Regions from separate parts of the Homo sapiens genome. Here regions 1, 2 and 3 are each linked to region 4. The links are chromatin loops, found by intact Hi-C in ENCODE. Cell type or tissue: endothelial cell of umbilical vein. All regions are shown on one strand. Region 1 overlaps FLT1 (fms related receptor tyrosine kinase 1). Region 2 overlaps FLT1 (fms related receptor tyrosine kinase 1). Region 3 holds the start of LOC124903142 (a long non-coding RNA gene). Region 4 has its middle 22 kb from the start of POMP.

What was found. Peaks named below come from ENCODE experiments on the same cell type or tissue, not always from the same donor. Only the 100,000 strongest peaks of a DNase experiment are listed, where the experiment ranks them.
Region 1: it touches region 4 in a loop (4-fold over the local background); 3 of 110 quality-filtered maps call a loop at or near these places.
Region 2: it touches region 4 in a loop (6-fold over the local background); 9 of 110 quality-filtered maps call a loop at or near these places.
Region 3: a loop joins it to region 4, with 4 times the contacts of the local background. A loop is called at or near these places in 38 of 110 quality-filtered maps.

The regions. Positions count from the first base shown.
Region 1 is chr13:28,464,656-28,469,655 of GRCh38, forward strand. FLT1 (fms related receptor tyrosine kinase 1) reads right to left here. Exons shown (of 30, transcript NM_002019.4): 2 at 2,866-2,962; 3 at 2,248-2,474. Among named protein-coding and RNA genes, the nearest start is that of FLT1, 28 kb to the right of the region's middle. RefSeq lists a silencer at 2,612-2,843. In endothelial cell of umbilical vein, no CTCF peak of the experiment used is centred here; DNase peaks (open chromatin) are centred at 386, 1,706 and 2,556; H3K27ac peaks cover 3,073 bases.
Region 2 is chr13:28,473,745-28,478,744 of GRCh38, forward strand. The region is part of intron 1 of FLT1 (fms related receptor tyrosine kinase 1); the gene reads right to left. Among named protein-coding and RNA genes, the nearest start is that of FLT1, 19 kb to the right of the region's middle. In endothelial cell of umbilical vein, no CTCF peak of the experiment used is centred here; a DNase peak (open chromatin) is centred at 2,627; H3K27ac peaks cover 1,534 bases.
Region 3 is chr13:28,528,812-28,533,811 of GRCh38, forward strand. It overlaps LOC124903142 (a long non-coding RNA gene), which reads left to right and starts at 2,529. Exons shown (of 2, transcript XR_007063737.1): 1 at 2,529-2,719. RefSeq lists silencers at 2,261-2,555, 3,618-3,987, 4,038-4,187. In endothelial cell of umbilical vein, no CTCF peak of the experiment used is centred here; DNase peaks (open chromatin) are centred at 2,710 and 4,140; H3K4me3 peaks cover 2,155 bases; H3K27ac peaks cover 2,016 bases.
Region 4 is chr13:28,634,595-28,639,594 of GRCh38, forward strand. No RefSeq gene overlaps it. Among named protein-coding and RNA genes, the nearest start is that of POMP, 22 kb to the right of the region's middle. In endothelial cell of umbilical vein, a CTCF peak has its summit at 2,315; a DNase peak (open chromatin) is centred at 2,297.

The DNA.
Region 1 (5,000 bases), 170 kb before region 4:
TGATTGTTTGCCAGATCTGCTCTGTTGTATAGTTGAAATGGAACTAATTCTAAATAGCAGTGTCTCTCCTTTGTGATAGTAGGGGACTGAGTGGAGAGGCTTGCACTCCCTGGCTTCATAAAGCCATGATGTCTATTGAATAGTTTAGGAGTTAAAGGTGAAAATAGCTGAACACTATTTATTAGAAAAAAAGAGATGGTTTTCTTTTTATTCATTTAAGTGTTCAATTTGCAAGTCAGACTGATAAACCTATAGGAGAAAGTTTTATGAAAATATTAGAATGAATAAATTTTTCTCCCACTCCCCTATAGAGACAGGGGCAGTCTGTGACTCACTGCAGTGTTTTCCTTTCTCCACAGATGTCGGAAAGAACACAATATGCTACGTGGAATTAGAGAAAGAGAACAGATGGCTGAGTACATGGCTTTTTCCACCACTATCAAGCGTGTTGTCTTTCCCCCTCAGCTGCAAAATTACCTCTCTGAAAGTCTCTGCTCTTAATGCTGCACCTTCTCTACCCTTCCTCATTCCTGCCTACCATCCTTTCATCCCTGCTTTAGAAGTGGGCTGACTTCCCCAAGCAAAATTCCCCGGCCTACCTCCCACTCATATGTGGAAGTGAGCTGATTGCATCCCTTGACGGCAAACTGCTTGGATGGTTAGTCCCTTACAGTTATCTACCCCCTGGACAAGCACAAAATGTCAAAACAGAATTTGGAGGATCGGGGACATGAAAGTGGCTCAGTCAAAATCAGGCTGATAGCAGCTACAAAGAGGTTACTGTCAATAACAGGCAACTGTTCTGCTGTCTCCTAAGACTAATCCTGAATTTGGATATGTACATGTTATGCTCAGGGAAAAACACTGTCTAGTTGCCTTATTTCACAAATTAAAAAAAATCTCATGGCCAGGCACGGTAGCTCATGCCTGTAATCCCAACACTTTGGGAGGCCGAGGCAGGTGGATCACCTGAGGTCAGGAGTTCGAGACCAGCCTGACCAACATGGTGAAACCCAGTCTCTACTAAAAATACAAAAATTAGCCAGGAGTGGTGGCAGACGCCTGTAATCCTAGCTACGCAGGAGGCTGAGGCAGGAGTAATCGCTTGCCCCTGGGAGGCAGAAGTTGCAGTGAGCTGCCATTGCACTCCAGCATGGGTGAGAGATCAAGACTCCATCTCAAAAAAACAAACAAACAACAACGAAAAAGAACTGCCTCACTAAAATGTTAGTTCTATTGTACTACCTCCAATGCAAAGACCCAGTTCCTGACCTCACCAGAAGGTAGACCCACAATGTATATTTAGCTATTGATGCTGATGGTTGGTTGTTTTCTTTTGTTTTTTTTAAACCTGATTCTGTGCCTGAAGTGCCTACTAATATTGCTTTGTGTTCTCTACAGCCTTGTTTGTGTGTGTGCGTTTTTTTCTTTAATCCCCTCAAGATTTGAAAATTGGAACTAAACAAGGAAGAAGAAAGTGACAGGCCATTTTTATTATTCTTTCTCAGGGTTCCAATTTTACTGTGAGTTTCTACTTCTTAAAAGATTTTGCATTTCTCCCCTTTGAATGTTACTTCATTTGTTCATTCTCTAAGGAAGGAAGAACAGTATCATAAAAATTATGAATGAATGAAAATGATTTTTTTACGAGTACCATAAAAAATGAATCAAACATGATTCATTTTTGCCCTTTGCCCTTTGCACTGTATCTTGGTCAGTGCCAGTTCTCATGTCATTATAGTAGTTCCTCAGTGAACATGAAATAATACAACATTGTCCATTGGAACCAGTTATATAACACTCGAGATAACAGCAACATTGCGTTTATTAATTTAGTAGAAACAACAGTATTTTACAGTTCCAACATATAAGAGAATGCAGCTGTGTTAAATGACAAAAATCATGTATTCTATTTTGGGCTTCTCAATAACTAAGAAATAGAACTAAAATCCTTTTATTCACTTATTCATCCAACTATGGGCCACATACTGTGCTAGGAGCTGTGGGTACAGAGGTGACCTATACAGACCAGTCTCTCTCTTTGTGGAGCACATAGTGACTAACTGGGCCTTGACAATTCTGGTTAAAATTGACATCCACGAAAGTGTCTACAACTAGGATGGAATCTCTTTCCTAACCCGTTTCTTTCATACTCACTAGGAAAGCAACCTTTCCAATGGATCAGGGTAGATTTATGACTCATTTGCAAAGCAAAAGCAAACAGAATGTAGAAAATGGAAGTCTTACCACTAATAAATATATAGATTGCAGATTCTGTTTCCTTCTTCTTTGAAGTAGGTACAGCTAGATATTTGCAGCTGTAGAAGCCAGTGTGGTTTGCTTGAGCTGTGTTCAAGGTTAAAGTACTGCAGAATTGTTTGCCATTTCTTCCACAGGCAGATTTAGTTATGCTCAGCCTTTCGCTTTCCTTACTCACCATTTCAGGCAAAGACCATTTATGGGCTGCTTCCCCCCTGCAATCACAGATAAGAAAACAAAACATATTTATGGCTGGGCCCTAGGCTCAGCACCAGTTCCTCAGCATTCATTTTATTAGGAAGCGGAGGTCCTCTCTTAAGTGTAGTCATCTTCCTCTTTACGGGAAAGCAACACATTCAGAAAAGCTGTAGAACAATACTCAGAATAAAGATGCAGAACTATTTGGGCATCCCTTCCCCCATTTCCCTGAGTGAGTAATGCTCTCCCTTCCCCATGAATCCCCTTTCATGGGAAGCTGGATGCCTATGGTTTGCACTTTGCAGATCACAGGAGATCACTGAGGTCCCTACCTTTTTACTCTGCCAGGGAATGATTTTGCCTTAGGCATGGCAACTAGATTATTCCCAAACCAACACAGCCACTTACCTGCATTGGAGATGCAGTGTCTGGCCTGCTTGCATGATGTGCTGGGTGCCTTTTAAACTCAGTTCAGGATCTTTTAATTTTGAACCTGAACTAGATCCTGAAAAACAAATTTTTAAAATGTATTATTTGTAAATTGTCTTCTTACCTTTTTTTAAGTTATCTTTCCATGAAGGTGAGTTTTTCATTTTTAATTTATTTACATCTTTAATTTACTTGTATCTTTAATTTATAAGCAAAAGATACACTAATACAAATTTCTCTTAATTCACAAATTTTTTCTAGCTCTACCCTTGCTCATAAATATTATATATCCTTTTATACCAAATGACCTAAATAACATCCAAAAGCCTATTTATGTAGAATGGTAATGGATTCATATAGGTTCAATGAAATTATATTAAAATATATAACTAGTTATAATATTCAAATATGCAATAACTTAGTAAAAACTCTCAAGAATAAATGTCAGTGTCATCCAAAATATATTTTCAATACTGAACTTTTTCCAGTGTGGGTCATCTAGTCCTATAGGCCTGTCTCATCTTTTTTTCTGAATAAAAAGTACAGAAATTTTCCTGGGCTCTGAATTTCATGCAATCATTAGTTGAGCAATGATATTTTTGGCCAATCATTTCCCTTTCTGAACCAGTTTCCTCATTTGGAAAACTAATTATAGAATCAAAATCAGTTTTAGAAGACATTTGGTTTGTCTTACGTAATCTATGAGTTCCCTCTACAATGGTACAGTCAAAAGGGAACTGTTCACACGCTTACGTGACATTCGACAAACATCTCGGAGGATTGTTGTGAGGCAATAAAGTGAGGTGGTGAAAGTGCTTTAAAATCTACACATCTCCATATGATGCAATAATGACATCCATTTTAGTGACTAGCTGTATCACCCTAGACAAGTCATCTCTCTTTCCAGATCTCAGTTATCTTATCTGTAAAAAAGAGATTGGACTAGACGACCTTGAAATCTCTGACCTTCCATTTCTCACAGTCCCAGCCTGATATAGCTTGGATGCTGACCCTCCAATTCTGATGGTGAATTGTAATCCTCAATGTTGGAGGTGGGGCCTGATGGGAGGTGTTTGGGTCGTGGGGGTGGATCCCTCATGCATGGCATGGTGCTGTTGTTTAGATCTGATTATCTGAAAGTGTGTGGCACCTCCCCCCTTCTCTTGTTCCTGCTGCCACCATGTGATACACCTGCTCCTGTTTTGCCTTTGACATGAGTAAGGGCTCCCTGAGGCCTCACTGGAAGGCAAGCAGATGCTAGCACCATGCTTGTACAGCCTGGAGAACTGTGAGTCAATTATACCTCTTAATAAATTACCAAGCCTCAGATATTTCTTTACAGCAATGTAAGAACAGCCTAACAGACAGCCTCATGATTTTTTGAACCATAGGTGCTACAGAGGCTGAGCCTCCCTTGAAGCTATTACTGACCAATCAGAATACTATCACTAAGGATCTCTCTCGCCTCCTTCCTCCCCTCATCCCTCAGTCTCTCTTCTCCTTCTCCCTCTTCTTCACCAGCCTCCTCCTCCTCCCCTCTTCCCAGGCAGCTGCAATGCCTCCGAAAGGCAGGGAATGAGGGGCCCAGGATTAGCGTTCCTTAGGCGGGAATAGAAGTTAGCAGGAGAGAGGAAAGAAATTCTTGGAGGGAGGAAAACTTAGTATTTGGCACCAATCTCAGGGTATAGTTTTCTTTAAAAAATCAGTTTAAACAGTGGAAGCAAAGGTAGAAGCTCTAAGTGAATGGTCATGGAGGGTTTACCATTAGGTCACAGATCTGTGAGATGATGTGTGTGTCAAATACCCTGGTTATGCCCAGCAGTCCTCTCCAGCGTTTCTCTTGGATTTGACTATCTCAAAAACTGGATTCAGTTAGAAGATCTGCGTTTGAGGCTTAGCTTTTCCACCTACTGACTGCATGACCTTGGCATCACTTAATTGGCTGCTCCTCAGGCTCCTCGTGAGTGGAACTGGAAAGCCTACGAGCCACCTCACAGGCAGGGTGTGTGCATTCGGTGCTGTGCTGTGGAAGAGGCTGGCTTGCTGCCTGGCACGTGGCAGATGCCCACTATCACCAACATCTAGGGGAATCACTTCCCCTCCCCCTGCTTCTG
Region 2 (5,000 bases), 160 kb before region 4:
GGAAGGAAGGAAGGAAGGAAGGAAGGAAGGAAGGAAAGAAAGAAAGAAAGAAAGAAAGAAAGAAAGAAAGAAAGAAAGAAAGAAAGAAAGAAAGGAAGAAAGAAAGAAAGAAAGAAAGAACCCAATGTCCATCATCTGATGAATGGGTAAATAAAATATGGCAGATCCTTACAATGTGGTATTATTTGGCAATAAAAAGGAATGCTGATATGTGCTGCCACATAGATGATCTTGAAAACATTATGCTGGCCCACAGAGAAAACGTCATGTAAGCACACAAGGAGAAAGCAGCTATTTGCAAGCCACAGAGAGATGCCTCAGGAGAAACCAGACCTGCCAGCACCTTGATCTCCTTGATCTCAAGCTTCCAGCTTCCAGAATTATGAGAAAATAAATTCCTCTAGTTTTATTGTTAAAAAACAAAAAACAGGCCGGGCATGGTGGCTTATGCCTGTAATCCCAGCATTTTAGGAGGCTGAGGCAGCTGTATCACCTGAGGTCAGGAGTTCGAGACCAGTTTGAACAACATGGTGAAATCCTGTCTTTACCAAAAATACAAAAATTAGCCAGGTGTGGTGGCATGCACCTGTAATCCCAGCTACCTGGGAGGCTGAGGCATGAGAATCACTTGAACCTGGAGGAGGAGATTTCAGTGAGCTGAGATTGCACCACTGCACTCCAGCCCTGGGCGACAGAAACTCTGTCTCAAAAACAAAACAAAACAAAACAAAACAACCACAGACACACACACACACACACACACACACACACACACACACAAACCCCACAAATCATTGTGCTAAGTAAAAGAAGCCAGTCACAAATGGCCACATATTGTATGATTCCATTTATATGAAATGTTCAGAGCAGGCAAATCCTGGAGACAGGAAGGTAGATTAGTGGTTGCCAGGGCTTGCGGGGAGGGGATGGAGGGTGACTGATAATCAGTATTGGGTTTCTTTTGGGGGTGATGAAAATGTTCTAAAATTAGATTAATGGTGATGGTTGCACAACTCTTGAATGGACCAAAAACCACTGAATTATATACTTTAATATTCTTGTCTCTTACAGTCATATTTTGGGGTGTCATATTCTGGTCTCCTATAGTATGTGAGATTTACCTCAATAAAGCTGCTATTTTTAAAAACCCAGCAACTGATGACTAAAGTAATCACAGAGTTATGTTGAAGGCCTAGAATATCCAGTTATTTTGAAATTTGTTGCCACATATTACCCCATCAGTGTGAGATTTTACACTAGTTGTTTTTCCAGCTTAAAACTTTAGAAGGCTGATTTTAGAGACCTAATTTTCCCTTAATGTTCTGTAACATCACTACCTAATAGTAGAAGTTTACAAACATGTTGCAAAAAACTTGCTGTTCCCTCCCCCGTTACAATCTTTTCAATTTAATTTAGTGTTAGTTTTAAATCACTCCTAATTGCATATTTTGAATTTTCCCTATTTAAATGGAAATTTTTAACAAATTATGTCACTAGGACTCTGAATAAATCTGGTGTTTCCTTTTATATCAATTTTTTATTTCTAATTTATTTGTTTTTAACTTAAAGCTCTGTATATTCCGTTTATTTGAAATGAAATGCATCTGTCTTTGATTTTGCATACTGTGTTTTCAGTAGTACATAATCCTGAATGATAAATGGCCTCTTTATCTAAATAGAGATCCCTAAGTATCATGTTTCTAAAATTTGAATTTAAGATCATGAGCCTTTTACAAAGGTTGTTCGAGGTTAATTAAGCATAATTCACAATAAGAGAAAATATTCTTTCCTTAAGATGTAGCTTATTAAAGGCCGAAATCTCATAGACTAAATCTCATAGAATCTTTGGGGTTGGTGGCAAGGATGGGAGAAGGGTTAAGAATGCAATTGCAAATTTCCGGACGCTACCAACATTTTTATTTGCGATGCTTATTCTTATAGGGCTCTGAAACTTAATAAAAAAAAGTTAACTCTTAGTTCTTAACCTCTGTGTCATATCTCTATCCAAGTATTTATCAGATAATATGAAGTGGGCATTATAAGTGAATGCCTAGATTAAAGTAACCACATTAAATGGAGACTACACTACCAGCTATGCTGACAGGGCCCATGCTTTGATGAAGAGCATTATAATGTCCCATCTCCTCTCACTTCCAGAATGATGGAGAAAGGCCAGAGAGTTCATATTCCATCCACCAACAGACTAAATAGAAGATGTGAAAGTCATGGGGATTCGTATGAACTGAAAGCATATTTTTTCAGTCCCACAGTTAGCAATGATACTAATTTTTAAAATGTCAGGTTTGTCTTCCAAAACAATTGGCCTTAAATCAAGAAAGAATGTAAAGAAATGAAAGAATGTGCACATAAATACACACACACATGCACACACACACACACGCTTGCTGACACGCATGCATACACTTTTCTCTCCATGAGAACGTCAAGTTTGTTTGAGTGGTGGTGGGGAGGTTGATGTAGAACTAGAAGAGGTTTTTGGTGTGTGCTTTAATTACATTTTTCATTCAGCTTAGGCTCAGGGAAAGCTCTTTCTAGGCGGGGATTTAGAAATTGACTTGAATGTGGCAAGAGTATGAAGCTGTGACTCACTGCTGACTAATCCCTTATGCAGATAAGATTATTTGTGACTTTTACATGGGCAACTTTACAAATATGTAATATTTTATTTTAGAGTAATTGTGTTATTGGTCTTTAAGGTCCACAATAGGACTGAATGTTTAGGCAGCTGCTGTCCAGCAACATTATATTTAGTTTGTAGAAAGTTTCTAATCCTAGGAACCTGCTTTTTCCTTTAAATCTTTATAGTATATTAAACGCACTATTTTACCACACTGATTTCTTGCTTTAGAGGTTTTGCCATTCTAAGTAATCCTCAAACTATTAGATTCAATATGTGAAGTCTCTGATCTCAAAGTCTGAATAGAAAATTCAAAATAGTCACGTATATAGCATTTATGTCTTGAATCCAGGTGTCAAAAAATAAATCAAGAAATTACCTAAATGTTTAACACCAGCAACTGGAATTGGCACTTCTCCGCAATTATGTTCATTTCAATAATTCTGCTCTGGTTTGTTCATTTTAAGGCTGTCTTACAATTCATATTTTAATTGTCTGTCAATGAAACTCATAGATAGGTTTTGTAGCTCTTGGCACAAAAGACATCACAGTGTTAGCCACTGAAGTGGCCAAAGTCTAAAATCATCAAAACTTGGACAGTTTTCATCCCATCCATACATGGGTCATTGACTTTACTCATTTTTCCTTAAGCTTCAGAAAAGTTATTTACACGGAAAAAAATCTGTGTGGTTTAAAATGTTTACCAGGAAAAAATGCTCTAATAACGTCAACATTCCTACTGTCTATGTTTATGAGGGAAACATGTCTTCCGCATGCCTCTCTGAGCTTTTTACTTGACACTGCCTTCTTTGAGGGTCACAGTTTAACAGGGCACATTCATTGATCATTAGGCCTGTCACCAGGCTACCATCAGGGACCTACCCTTCCAATGACCTATAGCCATGCACAACTCCTTTTCATGTGACATCAGAGTTAATTAAGGTTGGTTTGGGAGAAATCTCCTGCTGACCAAGGAGTTACCTTTTCCCAAAAAATGCTCTACTCCTACACCGCTGGTCTGTTATTAAATGAGTTCAAAAACCACCTCCATAGAGCTGTCTAACAATATGTCATTTCAGTTTACCATACGATGTCATGAAAGTTATCTGAGCTGCCTAGGGCAAAGGTCAAGATCTGGTTGACAGGGCACGAGACATAACTCGTAAAATACTCGGTAGAGAAGTCTGGTAGACCTTCGTCTGGTTATGCAAATGGACACGAACAGAGAAAACACTCTTTACACCCTAAAAATGCATACAGGAACGTTTTGTCTGTTAGGAAGGGCTTGGACACATCTCTGTTTTCTCTATCAGTGGCAGGACACTTTTACATTTGAAGCATACTCCCCACGGGCTTATGTTCTTATCCAATGTCACTGTTTAGAGGTCTGAGAGGAAACTGAGCTCTGACGTCACGTCTTATAGAATGGATCATAATTGCCAGTAGTGTTATGCTACTCAGAAGTTGTTTCAGGCTGAAATATACACATTTTCAGATTGTGAACACCTGGAAGAGACATGACAACTGATTGCTCAGTGGAGATGCCATTTCAATAAACACACTCAATGTATGTGAGACTAAATATACAGGTGGCTTAGTGAAAGTAACTGAGTTTTTAAATTAGTTTGTTAATTTTTTATCAATTTGTGCATCCTCTTTAGAATCATAGTGTCTGATCAGTGACAAAATGCTTTTAGCTGCAAGAGCATTTGCATAGAGTTGTATTATTAAGACTAGTAGTACTAATAACATGCTTGAACTGCCTTAACTTTAGATTTCTAATCTCTAAATTATTTAGGATTGCAAATTTCAGTTCTGCCAAAGGCATCCTCCGTGTTCTCTTTAAATAAACAATTACCAGTTTGGAAGCATAGCATGGAATGCATGTGACTCGCAATCTAAAATGGAAAGTTTTCTGTTTTACATAGCATCAGGATTACAGTTTGGTCTATGTCCAGATATTTTACCAAATACTCTGCTTTCATTACTGTTCAGTGTCAAAGTTCCAGGCATCTATAGAGATGATGACAGCATGTTTCAATGTTATGGATTTGTCATTTATGTGGATCCCTGTGGGTTCCCTTAGAAGGAAAGTCTCACAGAAAAGATCTGGGAGATATTTGATCAATTCCGTATAGGAGCTTGCCATGTAACAGTTTAAGTATAAAAGCGGGAATTGGAACTTTTAAATTTTATTCAACTACGTCTTATAACCTGTCATGTGACATAATCTTCAGATCCACACACAGTTCCTTCTGGAAAAAAATGAATATGTCATGGAGCTGTAATGTGATGCTGTTAAACTACCATAAAATGCATATTGTTCCAGTTTCTATTTTGATTCCCAAATAGTGCCTTCACA
Region 3 (5,000 bases), 110 kb before region 4:
AAATAAGAGTTGATGATAGGGGAAGTTCACTCCTGAATATCTTCCTCCACTATTCATTGGTTTGGGATTGCAACCTGCCTTTGCCCATTGCTGTCATTCTTCAGAGGTAGATGTTTGCAAAAATGTCCAGAGCAGCTGGACCTCAAATCTAAAATTGCTGTAGTAGAAGACTCTCCTCCACTGATCCCTTGAAGCACATCCATGGAATGCCATTGGAAAACTGCCACTGGAGGGCATTAGACATCATTTAATTTGCTCCATGATGACTTTTGACCTCTGAATTCATTTCACATGGATGACCAGGCTAGTCCCATCGTCACCCTCAGACACTTATTTGTCTATTTCTAGGGGCAGAAAACAGTGCAAGCCTTGCAGATATAAGGCGATCCTTTAAGGGGCTCGCAATCTAGTTGGGACACATATATAAAAAGATAACAACTACAGTAGGTTCCAATCAAAGTAGCACATTATATGTAAAAGCCACAGCAACACAGCTCTCAGGGGCAGCAAGCATTTTGCAAAAACAGAGAGAACTCTCCCAAGAAGGTGAACTCACAATATCACAGGGTCTTATACACTCTGCTGCCCTAACTCTCACTTCATCTTGGCTAAGCATAGGAGTGAACTACATTTTTCATTATTAAAGATATGTATTAAACAATTAGGATATGCCCAATTTATACTATTTAGGGATTGTTCCACTTCGTTTTCCCCAAATCTATTTCTACAGACCAGGAGCTATAATTTTTTCCCCTAAGCTTATAAATAAAATAACGCCGGGTGCGGTTGCTCATGCCTGTAATCCCAGCACTTTGGGAGGCTGAGGTGGGCGGATTACCTGAGGTCAGGAGTTCGAGACCAGCCTGACCAACATGGAGAAACCCCATCTGTACTAAAAATATAAAATTAGCCGGGTGTGGTGGCGCATGCCTGTAATCCCAGCTACTGGGGAGGCTGAGGCAGGATAATTGCTTGAACCCAGAAGGTGGAGGTTGCGATGAGCAGAGATGGTGCCATTGCACTCCAGCCTGGGCAACAAGAGCTAAACTCCATTTCAATAAATAAATAAATATAAATAACATGATTACATGTAAACAAAAAATAGAATATGATCATTTATTCATTCATTCATCCGTTCAAGAAGCACTAAGTGGCCTTGGCTTTTACTGCTGGCTTGACTCAGCTCTGTTGGGCAAAGGGCAGAGGACTAAGCAACTGGGAGTGAAGCAATTAGAGGATGATTTTCACATTATAAAGAGTCCCAGAGGGTTCCTTTTAGTGTGCTTCCCCAGGGGATTTAAATATTTAAATATTGTTATACAGATCCTTAAGTCTTGCAGCTGGGGAAGATGGGAAGGACAGCTGAGGGTGGTCAGGCAAAAAGCAAAGATTTAAATCTGAAGGGTCAGAGGCCACTGCTAAGAACTGATCTCTAATTCCAATACTAGTTATGCCCTACCAATATATAGCTTAGAAAGTCCGCAAAGCACTTCTTCGACCTTCTCTCTTTTGGTAGTCATGATGATAAACTCTAAACTTGAAGGTTTAAAATGTGATGGGAAGTAACATTTTCCAAAATTGAAATCACACAAAATGTTTGAAGAGTTTGTCTGTGGCAAAAAGAGATTAACGAGAAGGACAGCGTATCTATGACAGATTTCACACATAGCTTCCATTTTCTTTCTCATCGAGGGTGGGGTGGGGAGCGTGGGATGGTGGTGGTATTGCAGTTACTAAACACATATTGTATGTGTGTAGCATGTTTGTGTGTACACACATGTGGTACATATAAAACAGTGTGCATGTCATATATACATGCAAATTCTGTGTGTATGCTCAACAGTCAGATGATAGTGTTCCCAGCGTGCAAACGGGAACAAGATATGGTGGTAGGGGTGTCCAGGAGAGGCAAGAATGTCTACATATTTCATATACATTTATAGCGATACAGAACCTACTATGTGAAATGCCCAGGCCTCTAAGCCCAGAAAATGCAGAAACAAAATAGACCTTTCCCTGCCTCTCCGAGTTTGCAATCTAGTGCTCTTCCACTAGAGCACCCAGGACACTATATGCAGCAATTCAGGGCAGAATGATACCAATACCAAAATAGAAGTACTTAGTGGAATAGGAGAATATTAACTAGTAGTTTTGTGGGGCCAAATGTTGTTCAGACTTGTAAATGTGAGGACGACCTAGACAAGTCAGCCCATTGCCCAAGCTTGGCATGCTCTGAGCAGACAGCTAGCAGCTGCAGAGGTAGGGGTTTCTGGGCAGTCGGGAGCCCCTTCTGCCAAGTTCCCCTTCCCAACAGATCGAGAGCTCGGAGGCTTGGCACGGTCGGTCCCGATGGCCCCAGCGGGAGGGTCACGGTTGAGACAGCAGCCCCATCTCATTGTTTAAGGCCGGGGCTTCCTCTTTTGGCGGAGCGGGAGCGGGAGCGGGAGCTGAGCGGGAAGGGGACGGACGCCGCGGGAGCCTTCGGGATGTCTATTGCTGCCGCTCCCTCCCCTCGCCGGGAGCTTGGGTTTCCCGGGGTGTGTGCGGATTCTCAATAAAAAGGGAAAAGCACGATCCAAGTTAATTTTCCAGCGCCGACAGGAAATGCTGTTTCCTGCATCGTACAACGCTGGTGCCAACAAGACTGACACAGGAGCCCATTGTCCCGCGAACAATGTGGCGATGGGGAAGGACGCCTGAGAAAACAGACCCCGGCCCCGTGAGCGCGTTTGTTTGATCCTTCCCCATAGGGTTGTGTGAGGTGTGTGTCTGTGTGGGTGGGTGTATTTGTGCATGTGTGGTGTACGTCTGTGTGTGAGATTGTGTGTTGGGGGTGTGTGTATATGTGTGGTGTGTGTGGGAGTGTGTCTATGTGTGTCTCCGTAGTATGTGTATCTGTGTGGGTAGGTATGTGCATGTGTGGTGTGTGTGTGTGGAGAGTGTGTATGTGTGTGTGTCTCTGTGGTGTGTGTGTCTGTGTGTGTCTGCATGTGTGTCTCTGTAGTGTGTTTGTGTCTGTGTGAGTAGGTGTGTTTGTGCATGAGTGGTGTGTGTGTGGTGTGTGTGCGTGTGTGTATGAGTGCGTGAGTGTATGAGTGCGTGAGTGTGAAAGTGTGTGTGTGTGTGTGTGAGGCTGAATAGGCTGGTAAAGGCAGGGCACTGTCCCTTCCTGCCCTGCCTCTGCTCCCCTGGCGGGCTCCCAAAGTGGCAAAAGAGACCTAGCTGTCTAAAACGTTCAAAAGAAAAAAGAGAAAGAAAAAGAAAGGGGGAAACGGGGGAAAAGAAAAGCATGGAACAGAAGAGGAAATTTTTTAAAAGAAAGGAGAAGGGAAAGGGAAAAGAAAATAAAATCTCCCCAAAGTCTCCCCAGAGGCTCGTTTCGAACCCGCAGCTAGCCAAGGGCAAATGCATACTCGAAAGTGCCACGCCTCTCGTCCACCCTGCGCCGCGTCCAGTCCACCCCCTTCATCCCGCGCCCCATGTCCACCCGCCCGCTGTCCACCCTGCGCCCCATGTCCATGCGCCCCCTGTCCACCCGCTCACTGTCCAACCCGCGCCCCATGTCCACCCGCCTGCTGCCCACCCCGCGCCCCCAGTGCACCCGCCCAGCCCCGAGCGCCCGCGGAGCCGAGTGGAGAGCAGCGGCCGCAGCGCGGCGCCAGGCTCGGGCTGGGCTGGCCGGCGCGAACCCCCGGGGGCGTCTGGGCGGCCAGGCCGGGTGGCGGCTGCGCACGTAGGAGTACCCCCTGAGCCCAGCCGCTCGGCCGGCCTGACCCGCGGGTGACCGGATACGAGTAACGCGTGCGCCCCGATCTGTGCCCTGCGCGGGGTCGGGCGGGGACCGGCCGGGGGCGCCGCGCGCCCGGTCGGGTTGACTGTCGGGGGCGATTTCCGCGGGGCAAGGCGGGGGCGCGGGAGCAGCGCGCAGCTGCGGGGCCATTCCACCTGAGCGCCCTGAGGTCAGGGCCGGGGCCTGAGGACACGGCGCTGGGCTCCGGGGGACGCGGGTTCACGCCGGCGCCCGAGCGCCACCTCCCCGCCCTCCGCCGGCTCACGTAGTCCCGGGGTTCGGTACGTGAAGTGCCGGCGCGAGGCTGCTCAGGCCACCGCATGGGCCGGGCGATAAACAATCGCACAGGATACACAACACCCTGGACTGTCACAAGCCCCTCGCAGGAAAAGATAAATAACATCTGAGGCGCTGCGGCGCGGCTTCCCCGGGCTGAACAAAAACTAGGAGGTGGGGGGCGGTGGGGCGAAGTAAACAACAGAACCGAAGAATTGCCGCACGGAGCCTGGGCCGGCGGAGAAAATCAGATGCAGTCTCCTTCCCTTTGGTGACTATCCGTGGGGGTTTCTCCCGGTGGAAATGAGCGACACACACACCACACCACACACTACGTTCAAACTTTGTCCTTGAAAGCGATAGGCAGCTGCCTCTCTGGGTAAGAGGCGCATTTCCCCAGCACTGCAGGAAACCTTTTGGAGACCAAGTGGCTTTTCTGGACGAGGAGGCTGCAGAATTTTCCGAGGATACAACTTTTTCCCAAAGGTTTGCTCCTTGGGATTAGAGCAGGCAGCGACCCAAACCACCCTTACACCCGTGGTTTCATGTCAATTTCTAATATAAAGGAAATCTCTACCCCTGTTTAAAAAGAAGGGGAGGAGCACCAAAATCCAAACCAGAGAACTACAGATACTCCATGGGCACAATAAAATGTCTGTTAACAATACATACGGGCTGTAGTGGTTCACGCTTGTAATCCCATGCTTTAGAAGGCAGAGGCAAGAGGATCGCTTGAGGCCAGGAGTTTGAGACCAGCCTGGGCAACACAGCAAGACCCCATCTCCACACAAAAAAATTAAAAATTAGCGGAGCGTGGTGGCACATGCCTGTAGTTCCTGCTAGTCTGGAGGCTGAGGTGGGAGGACTGCTTGAGCCCAGGAATTCGAGGCTGCAGTGAGCTATGGTCGTGCCACTGCACTCCAGTCTGGGCAAC
Region 4 (5,000 bases):
ATAGAAGAAGGATTAGATTTCAGAGGGCAGAGCCAGGATAAGTGTGTGCAAATTACAGGGAGGCAGTATTGTACCCCAAATAGGGGGAAAACTGTCTAACGCTTAGGACACTGTTTCTTAAACCTGAGTCATGTACAGACTCCCTAATAGAAAAAATTCTCGCAAATTTCCAGGGTTTACGAATTGTTTTTCTATAACAGTTCTTAGTTATGGACAAACATACAACTAGGTATAAAGTTCTTATGCTTACAGTTATACACATTTACAAATTAAGTTTGTAAACTGAATGTATAAATGTATACATTAAAGACAAGCAAAGCTACAATGTCAACAATATTTAAATAAACAACCTTCTTTTAATGGGAGAGATGATGTTTTGCTGAAGCAAAATCGTCATTCAGAGCATGAATATGGTATCGATGGCTTTTGCCTTGGGCAGTTGTAGACCGCCGTGTGAATTGTGATAACACAAACCAAACACATTTCTTTTTCTGAACCATAGAGAAATCTTCATTTATGAAGTATGCTATAAGGTTACTTTCCTTCACTAAAATTGACATCATGGTTACCTATTAGGACCAATTCTGTTCTTTTTTAATTCACTCCCAATTAAAGTGGATCTACTCTCCTAACACATAAACAAAAATGAGCACTGAAAGATACCTTCTGGTAGCCCTCAGATAAAAAGTGATTACTACATTCGCCAAAACTCATAGAAAATACAATCAGGGTGAACCCTAATGGGAAGGCTGAACTTTAGTTAATGATGTTGTATCAATTTTGGCTCACCAATTGTGACAAATGTACAACACTAATGTCAGATGCTAAAAGTAGAAGAAATTGGAAGCCAGGCATAGTAGCGTGCACCTGTAGTCCTAGTTACTCAGGAGGCTGAGGCAGGAGGATTGCTTAAGCCCAGGAATTTGAGGCTGGAGTGTGAACTGCCACTGCACTCCAGCCTAGGCAACGTGTTAAGACCTCATGTCTAAAAAGGAAAAAAAAAAGTGTGGGGGAGAGGAAATTAGGGATGGAGGGCCAGGGGGTATATGAGAATTCTCTGTGCTTTTTGTTCAATGTCTCTGTAAACCTAAAACCGCTCAGGAAAAGAAGAAGTCTACTAATTTTTAAGAAAGTGGTCACCATAAAGTTCTTATGTATTAGTTCTTTTTAGATTATTGTCCACATGAAAAGACAACTATTTCTAGATCTTGTATGAAACTCTTGTACCTCCAAGAATAATTCTATATATCTCAGGGTCTGTACCGTAGTTTTTAAAAATGCTGAAATTGAGAGTTCAAGAATGGAACGAAGTATTCTAAAAAGTCGTTAGAACTTCTTTACTCAAAGTGTTTCAGAAAATGCCTAGAAGGTCATCTTTTAGAGAAGTTCTTCTAGGGATTTTTGCTTTTGGAGAGAGGTCAGAGCACAGGATCTCTAATTCCAAGATTATATAATTCTACTTGGTGTTTTTTTTTTAAGATTTAGCTTTGAATTCATTTGCTTTTACTGCTACTTTTCACAGACTGTGCAATGGCCCAATGTCAGAACCATGAGGTGATGAAATTTGTAGCTTTCTAAGGTTTTTCTTATTCCCACAATCCTGTTCAAATAGCAACAATTTCATTTAGGCCAAACCAATTGCTAATTTTTGGTCCTGGGAAAGGATAACTAATAAACCTCACATCATTCCAGTGAACCCAGATTGCATTCCTTTCTGATGGCTTATCACATTGCACTCTGGGTTAAATGCCATAGTTATAGCTCCATTTACATATTTGGGTAATCCATTTTCTAAGTGTTCTCTTAAAGAAAACCTAGAAAACGTTTCTATTTCTTTATTCCCTTTGGAAAATATTTCCTTGCAGGAATCTAAGGCTAGAATTGAATCTGTAAAAGGACTCTTGTAATTCTATACTTTTTAAAACCACTGTTTGAATTTTGTTGAATTCACATACGTGCATTTTCGTTTAGTTTTAGCAGACAACACTGCCATGATAGGAGTTGTAACGTCATAGGCATTGAGTAGGTCAAATCTTTTGGCACTGGGTCTAAAGATTTGATTCCTCCAATTGGGGTGGTATTGCTGAACTGCGGTAGAACTGTTTTCCATTAGAAAGTAAAGAAGCTGGGTCCTCGTCATAAATGTGGGTAGCTGAGGGAGGAGTACAGTCACGTTTTCTGATTTTCAGCCTGTCTTTCTCTGCTAGGCAGCATTCGCCCCCTGTCCCATTACATCAGACCACTCACGATTCTGACCTGGAACTTCCAGAAAGAATGGCTGGCTTGGAGGCATGGCTTCTTATCACCACCCACTGTCTGCTCCAAGAACTGCAGGAGCATTTCAAAACCACCAGGGCAGGTGACTCTCCCAACCGCAGAAAGAGGAAATGTACTAGAATAGAAAGAAAGAATAAAACGGAAGAACAAATGAGCATCTGAGGAATACACCTGAAAAATGAATCACCAAGGGAAACCCGTTTCTATCTTTATTTTGATGTTTCCAAAAGGAAACCCGTATTTATAAAAGATCACAACCAAAGTTCAATAGTCTGAAATGAGATGATATTTTCAATATAAAAACAGGATCTACTCATTTTTCTCAATTCATATTAAAAACAGTTGTTTGATAGCATTCCCATGGAGACATGTAAATTTATTTATTTTTTCTAATTGTTATCCCAGTGTGCTCCTGTTTGAAAGCTATTACAAAATTAGGCCGGGCACGGTGGCTCACGCCTGTAATCCCAACACTTTGGGAGGCTAAGGCAGGAGGGTCGCTTGAGCCCAGGGGTTCAAGACCAGCCTGGGCAACATGGCAAAATCATGTCTTTACAAAAAATACAAAAAAAAAAAAAAATGAGCCGGGTGTGGAGGCACATGCCTATATTCCCAGCTACTTGGGAGGCTGAGGCGGGAGGATCACTTGAGCCTAGGAATTCAAGGTTGCAGTAAGCCATGATTGTACCACTGCACTACAGCTTGGACAACAGAGTGAGACCTTGTCTCAAAATAAATAAATAAATAAATTAATTAATTAAGCTATGACAAGGTTAGCATCAATATATTTTTGAAAATAGTAGCAGTCTGAATACAGACAAAACACGCCTCCTTGATTTGAGATTCTGCTTCTTTTTCCACTTTACTGTTAATTCCTTTTTTTTTTTTTTTTTTCATACTTTCACCAGTTTCAGGAAAGGGTGGGTTAGAGTCAGGGGCTTCCTGAAGCTTTTCAGAACAAGAATTCTAATGAAGCAGTGTGTTCAGAGGGGGGTCCCCTGAGAATCATGTTTTGGAACATACCGACCTCATGTGGTATTATCTTTGCTACACTTTGCAGTTTCGTGTGAAACTTATTTTTGGTCTTTAACAAAGCATGTCCATGTTTATCTTAAATGCTGAAAAAGTTTAATAGTTTAAAACAAAACTTTTTAAAATAATTAAATATACAATGAATGCTGAAACATAAAAGTCAGACAGAATGTTACCTTAACAAGAAAGGGCTTCCTAAAGATCAAAAGATTGCTGTTTGTTTTATTTGCTAAAGACAAATAGCAAGTACTTTCACTTTAGGGGATTCAGATTGCTATTGAAGGAGCCTAGGCATTTTTGTTGCCCCACCCCCACCTAGATAAAGGCTTCCTCTACCTCATTCATAGAGTGGGAAACTTGCTTATTGATACTAAAAACATTGACTGCGCATTTAGAAAAATGGAATGCTGACATTTGATTAAAGATAGTATAGGATTCAAGCCAATGGCATTTCTGACCATGTCTTTCAGTCTTACTTAAAATTAGAGGGGAAATAGACACTACCTTGGGTTTTGCCTTATTCTGTGTACGGGTAGTAAGTAATTAGTGCAGCACTGAGCGGGAATGAATTATACTGAGTGCCAGTGCTACCAAGTTCCACCCCCTCTCATGTTGAGTGGGATTTGTTTGTTTTAATTTTTTGTAGAGACAGGGTCTCACTATGTTGATCAGGCTAGTCTCAAACTCTTGGCCTCAAGCAGTCCCCCTGCCTTGGCCTCCCAAAGTGCTGGGATTACAGGCATGAGCCACCACACCCAGGCTTAAGCTGATTTTAATGCCACCTTTAATAAAGAAGAGAAGAAACAGGCTTTTCAAGAATAAAAGCTCTCTTTCCCTCTAAATATTTCCAGATTTGGGTTTTTTTTTTTTTTAAAGTCAGTGATATTAATTAAGTCAGTGATGGACTGCTATGTCAGAATAGGACAAGATGAAAATGTACCCTCAGTCCAATCTAATCTGCAGTGGCCTATAAGAGATGGGTTTGTATAATGGTGGTCCCTTTCTTTACGGGGCTGTTTGCATAAAGCAAAGCAACTTTGGATGATGTAATATCTGGTCATTTCCATCTACAGCTATCATATGGGCCCTATATAGTCCTGCAAAGAGAAATAACAGTTCTTGTCTTGTGCTACCTCGAAATAGCTTCAAAATGTTTGCTGTTTTTTATAAAAACTTCAACAAATATTTATTTTGCACATGGCTAGATCATGATTTCTGGTTTTTGTTTTGTTTTCACCTCATCGTTTGTGGGTTCTCTACCCAGGCAGTATAGTAAAGTTTTTAAGAGCTTGAGCTCTAGAATCAGATAAACTGACTCTCACTTACTTATGTGATCTGAGCAGATTAATGAAGCTTTGTAAGCCTAATTTGCTCATTTGCAAAATGGCAAATATTAGTAGTCCTTCACTTGAAAGGTTGTTGTGAGGATTGAACATGTGTAAGGAGCTCGGCACAGGACTCAGATAGAATCCATCAAATAATAACTTGTTATAATAAAAAAGGACATATGTCCAAGTCCTTAAATCAATTACAAGGAACCTAAAAGACTTTCTGCAGCAGTTGAGGGAAATCAAACACCACTTCTCTTTTCAACTCGCTTCCTTTCTGTTATCAGCTCATGGGATTACATGGCTGTTCTCACCAGCATGCATGTTTGTAAGCAGTCTACAGCTCATGTTGTGAGGGCAAAA